Linked DNA regions of Homo sapiens: region 2 is linked to region 1. Evidence: chromatin loops called from intact Hi-C (ENCODE). Cell type or tissue: CD14-positive monocyte. All regions are shown on one strand. Each heading gives the region's core, and the rest is flanking DNA. Links, peaks and the distances in the headings are about the cores only.

Region 1 (5,376 bases), core at 318-5,317:
CAAGCACTATCATTGCGAATCCTGACATCCCAGAGGCCTATAAGCTTCGTGGATGGTAGGTTTTGTGGGGCTAAACAAAGGGTTACTTGAGGCTGGGCTTTGAGAAAAGCTGGTTACAATCAGCATGGGAGCTTTCTGCCAAGCAGAAGCCTTCGTCCCTGAGTGGTGCAGCTTCCGTGTTTCTTGAAGGCATTATGCCTTCTGTGAGGAGGGCTTTAAAGCCCTTAAACGGACAAACCTGTAATCCCAGGACAAACCTAGAGAGTCGGAGGAGGCAATTAGCATGTAAGTGCTGCCTGCTGACCTCGATCCTGCCAAAGGAGGGGACGGCCAGGCTTCAGCAGCGGTGTGCTGAAGGCGCCTTTCTTTCCAGGGTTTAGGCTCTGGGCCTCTGTGGCGTGGGGGAACACATGCTTTCTTTCTCTGTCAAGTCTTTGGTGCCGATCACATCTTCTAGTGTGTATTCACTAGACTCTGATCAAGTGTGGTGAGAACAATGGGCTTTTTGTTAGGATTAGATTGTTATTCCCAAAGCACTCAAGGGATGAGGAGAGCCTGTTAAAATCTCCTCACTGTATCTAGCTTTTTAGGACATTCAAACTCTGTCTTAAAAGAGTACTTCAAACTGAGACACAGGATGCAAGAATTGATGTGGTCAGGGAAAACACTTTCACCCAAGCTTCAATAATTCCCATAGCTGTAGTCTATGGGGGGGAAGTGTGTCAGTTTCCAGCTGTGTCTTAGGATTTAAGCAGCTAAAGAATGAGCTCATTTTACATACTCCTCCTTTGTTTTGAGTCATTTAAACCAATGGCACTGGTGTTTGACCAGTTTCATGAAGCATCTTCTGGAATGTTCATGTCACTGAGCCATCCTCATGAGTAGTACGGTCCACACGTATCTGCCGAACTGCAGGGCCCGTTCATAGTCTGACCAGAACTAGCCACAGATTTGCTTTTTTCTTATTGCTTGATTTTCTTTTAGGCTCTGGAGTTCGACTCCAGGTTAATTGCATTCCCACATTAAAATCGCATTCCCACATTAAAATTGCATTCCCACATTAATGTCTTCATCTTTTACTTGTCAATAATCATGATCCCAGTCAACATAAAAAGCACGGCTGTCCCCAGAATAAAATAACTTGGCATTGATCAAAGACAAGCTCAGTGCATACATGATACCTGGACAAGGATTAGAGATGTTTAGATCTTGGCTATAACAATGCAGAGTTTTTATTGTAAGAAGGGCCGCCTTGACTCCTGACGAGTGATCTTTGGTGGCAAATGTCTCCTTGGAGCTTTTGAAACCGTGAACTTGTGTAGCTAGTAGTGGTGAAACAGATGGATGGGCCTTGCTGTGCCCCTGTGAGGGATTTAGCCGCTTACCTGACAGGAGAAGGCAGCTGTCTGCAGCTCAGGGTAACATCCATTCTGTTAGATGGTCTCTGTTTAAGGAACCTGTTCTTTGTGTGGTTACCCACCTTGGGATGGTATTTGGCCTTTCATCTCCGGCCAGCTCCTCTCCGCCACCACTGTGTTCCCGAGCCACTTTCTCCTTGGCCCCTTTTCCTTCATATCAATTGATGTGTGATCAAGAAGTACAATCAGTTTTCATAATAATTTAATACAAATTAATTTAGCTTCGATATTAGCAAAAGTAAAATTTCACTAAGAAGGTAAATCTACAAGAAAAAAGATAATGCCTTCTGATAAGTTGCTCTGGTTTATAAAATCTTTTGGGCCAGGCACGGTGGCTCATACCTTAATTCCAGCACTTTGGGAGGCCGAGGTGGACAATTGCTTGAGGCCAGGAGTTCAAGACCAGCCTGGCCAACATGGTGAAACCTCGTCTCTACAAAAAATACAAAAATCAGCCGGGCCTGTAGTCCCAGCTACTCGGTGCGTGCCTGTAGTCCCAGCTACTCGGGAGGCTGAGGCACGAGAATCACTTGCCAGGAGGTGGAGGTTGCAGCGAGCCAAGTTGGTACCACCACACTCCATCCTGGGTGACAAAGCAAGACTCTGTCTCAAAACAAAAAAACCACTTTTGGCTTCTGTATCAGGCATAGGAGGCCTTTTATGGAAACACTTTTGCTACCACGGTATATTGGCTGTCCGTTTCCACACTGGTACATTTCGGTGATGATCACCACGCAGCTGCTGCCTGAGAATGAGCATTAGCAGATTAAAGGACTACCCCAGACGGCCACTTTATAGCTTACGGGTTGTTGACTTTCCCAGTTTCTGATTTTAGGCCTGGGGTGGTCTGGCCACTGCCAATATGCAAGGCTAGTTTAAGAAAAGATTCTTTGGTACTTTGGCACTGATTCTCTTCACCACTGGGGGGCATCAAAGCAACTGAGATTCAAAGAAAGGTCATTCCGTTTCTTCAGTAGACTTTGGGCCAGGAGCAGTGCCTCACGCCCTGTAATCCCAGCACTTTGGGAGGCCGAGGGAGGAGGATTGTCTGAGTCCAGGAGTTTGAGATCAGCCTGGCCAACAGAGCAAGACCCCATCTCTTAAAAAAATTTTTTTTTCGAGACGGAGTTTCGGTCTTGTTGCCCAGGCTGGAGTGCAATGGCGCCATCTCGGCTCACTGCAACCTCCGCCTCCTGAGAATTGCCTACAAGTGATTCTCCTGCCTCAGCCTCCCGAGTAGCTGGGATTACAGGCACCCACCACCACGCCCGGCTAATTTTGTATTTTTAGTAGAGACGGGGTTTCACCATGTTGGCCAGGATAGTCTTGATCTCTTGACCTCGTGATCCGCCCGCCTCATCCTCCCAAAATGCTGGGGTTACAGGCATGAGCCACTGCGCCCAGCCTAAAAAAAATTTTTTTAATGGGCCTGGGCATGGAAGTCCCAGTTACTTAGCAGGGCAAAGGTGGGAGGATCACTGAGCTCAGGGGGTCAAAGCTGCCTTGAGCCATGATTGCATCATTGCACTCCAGCCTGGGTGACAGAGTGAAACTCTGACACAATTTTTTTTAATTTAAATATTATAAAAAATATATAATTACGAAGATACCAGCTTCAGCCGACATGACCGTGACCTGTGTGAAAGCTGGGCGGGTGGTGGGAAACCTGTGTCTGTCGCGTAGCAGCAAGTTGCATGTGGAGAAGCAGAAGCATGTCACATCAAGCGCTCGTCATCGTTATTCGTTCACGTTTTCAGGTTTGACGCAGAAGGACAAGCCTTAGATGGTGTTTCCATCTCTGATCTAAAGAGCGGCGGAGTCGGAGGGAGTAACACCAACTGGAAAACCTTGTATGAGGTCAAATCCGAGAACCTGGGCCAAGGCGACAAGGTACCCAGCATTCCTAACCACCTTCACAAAGGGCTGTAAAGTGTGCAGAAGGATGGATTTAGAAACTTGGTTTCCAGCACCAGCTGTCAGAGCCGTAATTCTTACCCGGGGCTGTGACCTGAGCGTGGCATGGGGGTTGAGAATCACTGGCAGAGGGAAGCAGCCAGGTGTGCTCATGGGAATATGTGTTACCCCTCAGGGGACTGGAGGCAGGAGAGTCTGAAGAACTCTTAGAGTCAATTCCTAGAGGGATCTTGGAGCAGGGGTGACAGTCAAGCTTTGTGGTATAATATCACCTGCTTTCGGGTCCACGTTTCTTTCCTGTGATCCTTCCTGCAAATTTAAGCGCCCACATATCAAAAAGATGTTTTTTGAGATGAGCGTTAGTCCGCCTCAGGTCAGACATGAGGCAGTTTCACGGGTGCTGTTCCTGGCTGTAGAATAGTGTATTAACCTCATAGGCTGAGAGCTGCCGGCATTCCCGGACAAGGATTGGCCCTGACATTTGACTTTTAGTTGCAGCTTTTTCCTTTCAGTGTTTGTATTTAATGACCCTCCTCCCATCTTGATCTAAGCCTGTGTTCTGCCAGCAGTTTAGTATTTAGATCATTTATTTCTCCTTTACGCCTGCTCTTTTATTTTCATCATATACAGTGTAGGTTTCATTCCTCCTGTCTCATTTCACTGTATACCCTTATCCATCATTGTCAACAGCAGCTCTTAAGTGCTCTTATAGAACATCTCAAGAATTAAACACTGGACAGATCCTCGTTGTCCTGTCATGGGACACCCACTCTTTCGGTTCTCTGTAATCCCAGCTACCCAGGAGGCTGAGGCAGGTGGATTACATGAGCCCAGGAGTTCGACTGAGCAACATGGAAGACCCCTTCTCTTGAAACAAAAACTTTATTGCTGAAAAATGCTGACAATCATCTGAGTCGTAATCTTCTTGCTGGTGGGGGTTTGTTTCAGGGTTGATGGCTGAGCAGTCACGGCGATGGTTGCTGAACATCGGCGTGTCTTTGGCAGTTTCTTAAAATAAGACAGCAGTGAAGTGTGCCACATTGGTTGACTCTTCCTTTCACAAAAGCTTTCTCCATAGCCGGCGATGCTGTTTGACAGCATTTTACCCACAGGAGAACTTTTTCAAACTGGAGTCTCTCCCTCTCAGGTCCTGTCACTGCTTTATCAGCCAAGCTTATGCAAATTCTAAATCCTTTGTCGTCATTTCAACAATGCTCACAGCGTTCTCACCACAAGAGATTTCATCTCAAGAAAGCACTTTCCTTGCCCATCGTAAGGAGCAGCTCCTTATCCGTTCAAGTTTGATCGTGAGATTACAGCAGTTCAGGCCCATTTTCAGGCTCCATTTGTAATTCTAGTTCTCTCGTTATTTTCGTCACATCTACAGATCCCTCCTCCACCAAAGTCTTGAAGCCTCAGTGTCTACCTTGAGGGTTGGAATCAACTTGTTCCAAACTCCCGTTGATGTTGGGATTTTGATCTCCTCCCATGAATCATGAATGTTCCTTTTTTTTTTAACTTGAGACAGGGTCTCATTCTGTCACTCAGGCTGGAGTGCACTGGCTTGATCACAGCTCACTGCAGTCTCAACCTCCCCAGGCTCCCAAGCTGGGACTACAGGTGCTGCCACACCTGGCTAATTGTATTTTTTGTAGAGACTGAGTTGTGTCATGTTGCCCAGGCTGCTCTCAAACTCCTGGGCTCAAGGGATCTCCCTGCCTCAACCTCTCAAAGTGCCAGGAGTTACAGGTGTGAGCGACTGTGCCCAGCCAACTGTTCTTAATAGCATCTAGAATGGTGAATCCTTTTCAGGTTTTCAATTTACTTTCCCCAGATCCATCAGAGGAATCACTGTGGCAACTATCGCCTCATGAAATATGTCTCTTAGACTTAAAAAGTCAAAATTACTCCTTGATTTGCATGGGCTGCAGAATAGATGTTGTTATCAAGCATGAAAACAATATTAATCTCCTTGTTCTGTGCATCTCCATTGAGCCCTCGGGTGAACAGGTGCATTGTCAATATATTAATCTCCTTGTACTGT
Region 2 (5,376 bases), core at 159-5,158, 400 kb after region 1:
AATGAAAGGCCAGAAGAGGACCAGGAATAAATCTGAAAAGACCATTATGAACTTCTTTCCATAGTATATGGATTACTGAAATGGTGATAGCTTGAACTACGATGGCAGCAATGAGAAAGGAGAGAAGTGGATGGCTTCAAGTTACGATTAGGAGGTGGACTCAACAGTATCCACCTCCTAATACCAGGTGGTACTGACTGGATGTGGGGACAGAGGAAAGGAACATGTCAAGCACGACTCCAGTCGCTCACAGGAGAACTTCTCACACTCTAGACTCCAGCCATACTGAACTACTCGCAGTTCCTGAAGCCTCCATGCCTCATCCACATTTTCATGCCTCCAAGTAGAAATGCCTTTACGACATCTTTAAGCTGCAAAATGCGGCCTCGCCCCAGCCTTCCCTAACCATGACTGGATTAGGTGTTCCAACTGCATGCTCCCACGGCCTCTCATGCTTGCCTTTATCACAGTACTTACCACACGGAACTATAATGACACACCTATGTCTTCCTCACGTGACCAAGTGCTCTTTGAGGTTAAAAATCATTTTTGGTTATTTTAATTTCTCTATCCTCAATGCTTACTTCTTATCAATGTGTGTGTTCCAAGGAACAGAGAAAGCAAGCTAAGCTCTTGGGACCTACTGTGAGAGAAAAAAAAGAATATAGGAAGCTAACTTGGGCCTAAGAAAGCAGGTAAAAATGGCAGTGTGGTTTCCTGGATAGATAAATGAAAAGTTATGAAACTGCAGATTTCTTTTTCTTTTTTTTTTGAGACAAAGTCTGGCTTCTTTGCCCAGGCTGGAGTGCAGTGGCACGATCTCGGCTCACTGCAACCTCCGCCTCCCGGGTTCAAGCAACTCTCCTGCCTCAGCCTCCCGAGTAGCTGGGATTACAGGAGTGCGCTGCCACGCCCAGCTAATTTTTTTGCATTTTTAGTAGAGACAGGGTTTCACCATGTTGGCCAGGCTGGTCTCGAACTCCTGACCTTGTGATCTGCTCGCCTCGGCCTCCTAAAGTGCTGGGATTACAGGCGTAAGCCACCGCGTCAGGCCAGAAACTGCAGATTTCTTCGAGGGCTGGTAGCCTAAAATGAAAAGCTCAAACTCAAAGATTTAAATTTAAAGAAAATTAAGGGTAATAGTTACCCAAGGATGATGTACAAACTAAAAATATATAGTTTCATCAATAGTTTAGAAAACAAATTACCACGTTGTAGTCTACCTACAAGAATTTAAAGTTTTTACCAAAAATATATTCATCTATTATTTGTATAATTAGAAATAAAATGGGACAGACATGATACACCTCATGCCTGTAATCCCAGATCTTTGGGAGGCCACGGGAGGACTGCTTGAGGCCAGGAGTTTGAGACCAGCCTGCGCAACAGGGCAAGTCTCCATCGCTACAAAAAATTAGCTGGGTGTGGTGGCATGTGCCTGTAGTCCTAGCAACTCAGGAGGCTGAGGCAGGAAAATCACTGGAACTCAGGATTTCGATCGCATCACTGCACTCTGGCCTGAGCAACAGAGACCGACCCTGTTTTTGATTGTATTCATTTATTTTTTGGAAGGCAGAGTCTCACTCATCACTCAGGCTGCAGTGCAGTGGTGCAGCCTTGACGCTCTTGGGCTCATTCTTGACTTTTTTGAGACAGGGTCTTGCTCTGGCACCTACGCTGGATCATAGCTCATGACATCCTTGAACTCCTGGACTCAAGCAATCCTCCTGCCTCAGACTCCTGAGTAGCTAGAACTAGAGGCCCGCATCACCATGCCCAGCCAATTTTGAAAATTTTTTTACAGAGACAGAAGCCTCGTTTTGTTGACCAGGCTGGTACTGAATTCCTAGGCTCCAGCGAACCTCCTGCCTTGGCCTCCCAAAGTGCTGGGATTACAGATGGGAGCCACCACACCAGACCTTGACTCTTTCTTCTCCCTGAGCTCCCCACGTTCAACCAAGTCTTTTGGATTCTACTGTAATAATATGACTTGTGTCTGTTCACTTCTTCCCACCTCCAAAGCCATTTCTTGGTTCAAGTCTTTTTCATATCTCACTTGGAACTACCGCAGCACCCTCCTTGTCTCCTATTTCTAGTCTTACTCTTCTCCAAACATTTTACAAAGCGGCCAGGGTTTATTTCTGAAGAGCAGATGTTATTCCCCTATTTAAAGCATCCAATAGCTTCCTACTATTTTCAGGATAAAGGTCAAATAATTTATCATATGACCCTTCAACATCTAGCCCCAGCTTACACCACCCACTGGGTGAATTTTACCCTTAAGGCGCAACGAACCAGCCACTGCAGTTTTCCACCTACCGTGCTCTCTCTCCCCCAGCCAGCCTCAGCCCTTTGCATATGCTATTTCCTTTGCCTGGGAATCACTTTACCACCTCCCTTTCCTTCTCAAGCTAACTCCTACTTGTTCTTTATACTTCAATTGACCAATGGCTGCTTTGGTCCCATGGCTATGTGCTCTCATATACTGGGTGTGCACCCCAAAAACAGAAGTAATTACAATGTTAAGTCTCTTGCGTCCTCCACTAGAATGCACTGAGACAGCAAGAGATCTTGTTCACTGTTATCTTTAGTGACTGGCACACTGTCGATAATTACTTACTGAGTCAATGAAGAGGAGAAATCTTCTAAACAAGCCTGTGATTTTTCTACTGTCATTTCTCCTGGCTTAAAGGAAAAAGTCCCCGCCCAAGAGTTATAAGAGGATATCCCATAGAAAGCCCATCACAAATCAGACTAACTAACCTATCCATGCTACTTTAGTTCATTCTCGGAATATAAGGTCAACCAAGAGGAAAAGATAAGTACAAAATCCCACATAGAATCCTAAAGCATCATGTTGATGACGCTGAACAAAAAGCAGCAAAAAAAAAAAAAAAAAAAAAAAAATTCTAATCCTACTTTTACTAAATTCTGCAGTGACACATAGTGGTGAGAGAGGGAAGTACATAATAAAGATAAAGGAAGCGTACATGAGAAGGGAAAAGACCATCAGGGAGCCTCAAGTGGTTTGTCTTCCTTGCAATCAGTGGGAAGTATCTGTGCCTCACAGCTGTATGAACCAGGGCACCCAGGCTTACTGAGCTAGTTTGGCTCATTGCATCATTCTCAGGAACTTACATCACTGGGACTCAGGCTGCCCAGCCCATTCTCTTGCTCAGAATCCTTCCCAGACTCAGTGCCCTGGGAAGACCGTGGATGGGATGGATGAATCCAGATCTCCAGGCGAGTGGTGTCATCTCCAACATGCCGGAAAGTAGACTTCTTTCCTTTCCGCCACTGGTCAGGGCTCAGGTCAAATTCCTCATGTTGCTTCTTTTCCATCTGTTCTGCCTATATAACATACAAACACATTAGCTCATGGCCTGGTGTGGTGGCTCACGCCTGTAATCCCAGCACTTAGAGATGCGGAGGCAGGCGGATCACTTGAGGTCAGGAGTTTGAGACCAGCCTGACCAACATAGTGAAACCCTGTCTCTACTAAAAATACAAAATTAGCTGGGTGTGGTGGCGCATATCTGTAATCCTAGCTACTCGGGAGGCTGAGGCATGAGAATCACTTAAATCCGGGAGGCAGAGGTTGCAGTGAGCCAAGATCGCATCACTGCACTCCAGTCTGGGCAACAAGAGCGAAACTCTGTCTCAAAAACAAAAAACACACATGAGCTCAGACTTTCCTGAGACTCAGCTTACAAAGAGAAAAGCCTCACCTCACCGGTATTTATTTGACAATAAAAATACTGTACCACAGTCCCAAAGTAGCAGAGTGTCATCTGCTTTGTTTCATATAGTTATTAATTCTGTAGACTGAAGGCTGTAGAGCACGTACATGTACATCCAAGGGCCCCTGAAAGCTCTCCTGAAGATCACAGTTTTGTTCTGCACAGGGGCTGACCAACTACCCACCAGCACAGTCTGATGGGACCATTTAAGGACACTATGAGTCATTCCCCGAGGACACACAGACACTGAGCAATAACTGCACCTTGGATAAACCTCACTGGCTACGATCCTGCCGGTGCGCAGAGCTAGGGCACACCAACACTCAGGGAAATGCACTATTCGAGGAAGGAAGGGTTCTGCCACATCCCCACTCACCTTCCGCTTGGTCTCTTCAAACAAGCTCATGAGACTCTCCTTGGCAGTCAGGATAGGGTTGCTGGCAGCTAAACTGCGCATATAGTAATAGACAGCGTCAAGCTTCCTCCTCTGTGGAAAGAGGCCAGAGACATTCAGTCAACCAATTCTCGTCCTAACTCCAGCAAGAGGCAGCTGACTCAGGAAACCCTACTATCTCTCCCAGCCTGTCTCCCAAACTGAGAGGAATCCCAACAACAAAATCAGAAATGCTATCCACAGGAGAAGCCATTGCAATTACATCACAGATCTCTTCTTGCACAGTATTATATCTTACATGCAGAGGTGCTCCAAGAACCAAGTACTCATAAGGAGAGAAAGGAATAAACAGGCTCTTAAAATATAAACAGAAATTACATCTTGTTCTTAGAAAAAGCATGATGTTCAATTCACTTTATATTTCCTGTTCTTATCAGAGAGTCAGTATGCTATAATGAAATCACGAAATTACAAGCCAGACAGACCTTGGTCCAAATACTGGCTAATCCAGGAGTTGACTCGGAAACTTTGGACAAAAGACTCCAAGATTATTACATTATTATGTAATAATCTTCCTGAGTTCCTATATCCTCAACATTACAATGGGAGTAATAATACCCAATGGAGGAGTATCCTCAGGTTTACAAAGTGTTGTCCACTGTCTCACACTTAACTGTACTTAATCAATGATGTTGCCATTGTTATTGATAATTTTTTAAAATAAATAAGTAGCTGAGTTGAACATTTTATGGATATTATTCAAGAAATTCAGCAAGTCTATTTATAAGCAATTAATAGGGAAAAGAAGAAGTAAAGAAAAAGGAAGTGGGTCAGAAAGAAGGAAAAAGGAAAACATTGAAACAAAGGCAGAAAGAATATCCAAAAGGCTTTCTCACTTTTTCTCCAACTTCATGTACATTTTCAATGTTTTCCATAACTGTTTCAAAATACATTTAAAATGCTAGCTTCTCTCTCTCCCCAGCGTCTACCCATTCTTCAAAACTCCTATCTTATATTCACCTGGCATGGCTAGAGGTGCAGGTTCTAAGGTCAGTGCCTGAGTCTGAATTCGGTCTTGCATTTATTAGGTATGACACAGCACGTTAACCTAGAGAGGTTTCCTTATTTGCAAAATGGAAATGTTTACAACATATGGCTCCCAAAAAGATTAAAATTATATAATGCATATAGTTTAACAGAATATTTGGCACACCATTACAGTTACTTGGTAGCTATTTTTAT

The links. A loop is a pair of places that touch in the nucleus more often than their neighbours do. Peaks named below come from ENCODE experiments on the same cell type or tissue, not always from the same donor. Only the 100,000 strongest peaks of a DNase experiment are listed, where the experiment ranks them.
Region 2: it touches region 1 in a loop (5-fold over the local background); 5 of 110 quality-filtered maps call a loop at or near these places.

Annotation. Positions count from the first base shown.
Region 1 is chr17:1,880,637-1,886,012 of GRCh38, forward strand. RPA1 (replication protein A1) reads left to right here. Exons shown (of 17, transcript NM_002945.5): 12 at 1-55; 13 at 3,176-3,308. Among named protein-coding and RNA genes, the nearest start is that of RPA1, 53 kb to the left of the region's middle. RefSeq lists a silencer at 2,386-2,435. In CD14-positive monocyte, for the core only: CTCF peaks have their summits at 2,275 and 2,474; no DNase peak of the experiment used is centred there.
Region 2 is chr17:2,279,509-2,284,884 of GRCh38, forward strand. It overlaps SMG6 (SMG6 nonsense mediated mRNA decay factor), which reads right to left. Exons shown (of 19, transcript NM_017575.5): 7 at 4,117-4,227; 8 at 3,139-3,351. Among named protein-coding and RNA genes, the nearest start is that of SMG6, 22 kb to the right of the region's middle. In CD14-positive monocyte, for the core only: CTCF peaks have their summits at 2,943 and 3,142; a DNase peak (open chromatin) is centred at 3,033; H3K27ac peaks cover 568 bases.